Regions from separate parts of the Homo sapiens genome. Here region 2 is linked to region 1. A link is an interaction called in ENCODE POLR2A ChIA-PET data of the cell type or tissue named here. Cell type or tissue: PC-3. All regions are shown on one strand.

Evidence for each region. ChIA-PET counts read pairs that join two places held together with the same protein. Peaks named below come from ENCODE experiments on the same cell type or tissue, not always from the same donor. Only the 100,000 strongest peaks of a DNase experiment are listed, where the experiment ranks them.
Region 2: POLR2A ChIA-PET joins it to region 1 with 11 read pairs; 3 of 35 experiments call an interaction of 5 or more read pairs at or near these places.

What each region holds. Positions count from the first base shown.
Region 1 is chr18:3,513,663-3,516,162 of GRCh38, forward strand. The region is part of intron 10 of DLGAP1 (DLG associated protein 1); the gene reads right to left. Among named protein-coding and RNA genes, the nearest start is that of GAPLINC, 49 kb to the left of the region's middle. In PC-3, no CTCF peak of the experiment used is centred here; DNase peaks (open chromatin) are centred at 1,019 and 1,349; H3K27ac peaks cover 701 bases.
Region 2 is chr18:3,391,903-3,394,402 of GRCh38, forward strand. No RefSeq gene overlaps it. Among named protein-coding and RNA genes, the nearest start is that of LINC01895, 43 kb to the left of the region's middle. In PC-3, no CTCF peak of the experiment used is centred here; no DNase peak of the experiment used is centred here.

The sequences.
Region 1 (2,500 bases):
GATGGTGGGTGTTTCAAGCTCTTTTTTTCTTTTACAGATTATGTGTCATAATGAGAAGCAGAGAACAACTATGTTGGCTGTGGGAAAGGGGAGTCTTTTATGCAATCTATGATTTGAAATCTCCTGACTACATTCAAAGACCCAGCCATTTAGAAGAGAGCATACCTCCTCTTTCCCACTGACCTCTGTGGGATAGGTTGTTATTTTGAGAAAAGGAGGTAGTATAAGAGGCACAAGGATGAAGAGAAAAAACACTTTCCTTTAACCCTCCCAGTGGGTCTATGGCAAAGCTGCAAGGAGTTTCAGTGTGCTGGTGATCTTTTTGCTGAGTTAAAATCAGGATTACAAATCCTTAAGCATAATTAGCATATGCATCCTTTCCTATTTCAAGAGGAGTTAGGTCTCTAGAACTAAAAAGGCAGACGTGCTCATTTCTCTGACTGCTTCTTTTTTTTTTTTTTGAGACAAGAGTCTCACTCTGTCACCCAGGCTGGAGTGCAGTGGCACGATCTCGGCTCACTGCAACCTCCAACTCCCGAGTTCAAGTGATTCTCCTGCCTCAGCCTCCCGAGTAGCTGGGATTACAGGCATGAGCCACTGTGCCCTGCCTCTCTGACTGCTTCTAATTCTTACATGATGCTACACCTAACTCCACGATCATCAGACCTTACTTTAAGGCCTCAGAAACAGAGAAGAATAGACATATTTCTTATACCCTCAAAGTAGGTTCCCTGAAGCCTGGATACGACAGACACCCCTGCAATGGATTACCTCTGACTGGCTCCCCGTGGTGAAGGTTACTACGGTAGATATGCTACATAGAACTCGTCACATTTTTCTGCCACCTACACTATAATTCACCTAGTATGTTTCATTTTAGTCTAACTTTCTCTCTGGGCAATACAGGCATGCCTCAGACATATTGTGGGTTTAGTTCCAGACCACTACAATAAATGAATATCACAATAAAGTGAGTCACATGAATTTTTTGTTTCCCAGTGCATATAAAAGTTATGTTTACACTATACTGTAGTCTGTTAAGTGTGTCATAGCATAATGTCACAAAAAAGTACCTAATACTTTATTGCTAAAAAATGCTAATGGTAATCTGAGCCATCAGCAAGTCATAATCTTCTTGCGGAGGGAGGGTCTTGCCTCGATGTGGATGGCTGCTGTGATCAAGGTGGTAGTTGCTAAAGGTAGGGGTGGCTGTGGCAATGTCTCTTTTTAAAATAAATTTTTTTTTCACTTTGTATTTTTTGTAGAGACAGGATCTCGCTATGTTGCCCAGGCTGGTCTCAAGCTTCTGGCCTCAAGCGATCCACTCATCTTGGACTCCCAAACTGCTGACATTACAGGCATGAGTCACTGCCCCGGCTGGCTGTGACAATTTTAAAAATAAGACAACAATGAAGTTTGCCACATCAATTGACTTTTCCTTTCATGAAAGGTTTCTCTGTTGCGTGCAATATTTGTTTGACAGCATTTTACCCACAGTAAAACTTTTTTCAAAATTGGAGTCAAGGGGCCGGGCGCGGTGGCTCACGCCTGTAATCCCAGCACTTTGGGAGGCCAAGGTGGGTGGATCACGAGGTCAGGAGATCGAGCCCATCCTGGCTAACACGGTGAAACCCCGTCTCTGCTAAAAAATAGAAAAAATTAGCCAGGCGTGGTGGCGGGCACTGTAGACCCAGCTACTCAGGAGGCTGAGGCAGGAGAATGGCTTGAACCCAGGAGGCGGAGCTTGAGTGAGCCAAGATCATGCCACTGCACTCCAGCCTGGGCAACAGAGCGAGATTCCATCTCAAAAAAAAAAAAAAAAAATTGGAGTCAAGGCTGGGCGTGGTGGCTCACGCCTGTAATCCCAGCACTTTGGGAGGCCAAGATAGGAGGATTGCTTGAGCCCAGGAGTTCGAGACCAGCCTAGGCAACATGGCAAAACCCCATCTCTACTAAAAATACGAAAAATTAGTCGGCCTGGTGGCACATCCCTGAAGTCCCAGCTACTCAGGAGGCTGAGTTGGGAGGATCACCTGAGCCTGGGAAGTTGAGTCTGCAGTGAGCCGTGATTGTGCCACCGCACTCCAATCTGGGCAACAGAGGAGACCCTGTCTCAAAAAAAAAAAAAAAAAAAAAAGGGAGTCAAAATCCTCTCGAAGCTTACCACTATATTATCAACTAAGTTGATGTAATATTCTAAAGCCTTTGTGGTCATTTCAACAGTGTTCGCAGCATCTTCACCAAGAGTAGATTCCATCTCAAGAAACTACTTTCTTGGCTCATCCATAAGAAGTAACTACTCCTCTGTTCAAGTTTGATCATGAAATTATAGCAATTCAGTCACATTTACAGGCTTCACTTCGCATTCTAGTTCTCTTGCACTTTTTACCACATCTGCAGTTTCTTCCTCCACTGAAGTCTTGAACCCCTCAGTCATCCACGAAGGTTGGAATCAACCTCTAAACTCCTGCTAATGTTGATATTTTGACCTTTTCCCATG
Region 2 (2,500 bases), 120 kb before region 1:
CTATAAAAACCATAGACCTCACAATGTCAACTAAATCCTGTCTCTGTTTCTCTTCATATTCCCACAGCTATAAAACACATACCTTTTTTTTAAATTGGTTTTCCCAAGAAAGCAACTAACACCAGCGTCCTTAAGCTTTGAGGGTTTGTGACCTTCTGTTCCTTGTTTCCTCTCTCATAGACGGTGGCCCCAGTCCCAAATTCTACCCCCATGTGGGTGCAGAGTAACTTCTCTCTTTCCTTAAAACCTTCTTACCAACTTAGCAAGCCTGGAGTTGGGAGTGGGGTGGGCTTGGGGAACTTAGAACTCACTTCTACCCTTACAATCTGCTCAACTGAAGGCTTTAGTTACAGGTGCATTCAGGGGTTCAAATGACGTCATCAAGCTTCTATTTCCCACTCTTCCTCTCAGGTTATGTTTGTCTCTGCCTCTTTTTGCATTTGGCCTCACTCTGTCCTGACACAAATATGTTCATTACATGTGGCAGGAGAGATGGCTGCTGGTAGTCCCAATCCTGTGTATAAACTTACAATTCATGGTATGAAAGCGAGACACTCCCTCCCTTTCCCAGTATTTCCTATATTAAATTTCTTGAAAGAAATATAACTGGACTTGATTGGGTCAATGCCCAATTGTATTGTGTAAACACGGCTGGGGTGGTGTGGTTGGACGGGGGTGGATTGTATACCCACCCCATAGCCAGGCCCATGGGAATCATATGGGATCTGTGAAGACCAATTCTCCAGTGTAAAGAGGAGTGTTTTGTTGAGAGGACAAAAGCAACAGATGTCTACCACACCTCACACTCTTTGGTATGGAAATGTGCCCTAGCTGTATTCTCTTTCCTTCCCCTGGATCATCCTGCCTCTAGTTAAGAGTTATTTTCAGGGCCTTTCAGAGCCTTTCACATATATATATATATATATATATCCTGTTAAAGATTTGGGGAACTTGCATGGGCTTGCATTTTCATCTCTCTTGTGATTCTTTTTTTCTTCTTCTGTCTTCCCAGTAGATTTCAGGGAGAGGAGTTAACGGTGGGAAGTTACTTTTATGAAAGGTCTTATGTTTGGTTTTGTTTTGCTTGCCTGTGAAATATGGTGGAATAAATAAGAATGGGGGAAAAGACTGAAGGGAAAATGACCTCATAAATGCCAATCTTTCAGAGAGAAATTGGGGTTGCTGCAGTGGTTTCACATACGAGGGGCTCAGTGAATTACGACAGAGCAATTCCATGGGTAAGAATGCCCAATCAGCTAGATACCTGAGTCAAAGAAAAATCTTGCCTTGAAGCTATTCATTGAAAGCAATACATACGTGTTGAGCACTTGAAGATTTGCTAGGCACTAAGCTAAGTACTGAGTATAAACATGGGTGATTAAAACAGACTATGTCTTAAGAGCTTGAAACCTTGCTTTTGTGTTGTATAAATCTTTTACTTCCTCCGTGCACTCCATTCTTTATTATAAATGATGCTTTTAGAAGATTTCACAGTATTTCTTTTCTTTTTTAAAAAATACTTTTATGTGTAATATAGCCACCATTTATTGAGGTCCTGTTGTGTTATATACATTTTATATACACTATCTCTAATCTTCTACAGACGAGAACACAGGTTTTGTTTTTCATTTGTTTGTTTGTTTGTTTGTTTTTTGACAGAGTTTCGCTCTTGTTGCCCAGGCTGGAGTGCAATGGCGCAATCTCGGCTCACTGCAACCTCCACCTCCCGGGTTCAGGACATTCTCCTGCCTCAGCATCCCGAGTAGCTGGGATTACAGGCATTCACCACCACACCCGGTAATTCTGTATTTTTAGTAGAGATGGGGTTTCTCCATGTTCGTCAGGCTGGCCTCTAACTCCAGACCTCAGGTGATCCACCCGCCTCCGCCTCCCAAAGTGCTGGGATTACAGGTGTGAGCCACTGCGCCCAGCTGAGAACAGAGGTTTAAGGAGTTATGTTGATTCCTCAAGATCAAGTGGCAGAATTTGAATGAAATGAAAGCAGTTTCGCAGAGATATCTGCACTCCCATGTTTATTGCAGCATAAGTCACAATAGCCAAGATACAGAAACAACCTATACAAATGTGGATGAATAAATGGATGAAGAAAATGTGGTATATATGTGTACTGGAAACACATATATACTTTTAAGAAGGAAAGAAATCCCGTCGTTTGTGACAATCTGGAGGATATTATGCTAAGTAGAGTAGGCCAGACACAGAAATGTCCCATGATCTCCTTTACATGAGGAATCTAACAGAGTCAAGCTCCTAGGAGCCGGGGAAGTAGAACAGTGGTTACCGGGGGCTGGGGAGTGGGAAAAATGGGAGATATTGGTCAAGAGGTGTGAAGTTTCACTTAGAAAATGAGTAAGTTCTGGAGATCTAATGTACAGTCTGCTGACTATGGTTGACAATACTGTATTGTCTACTTGAAATTTGCAAAGAGAGTGGATCTTAAATGTTCTCATCACACCACACAAATGGTAGCTATGTGAGG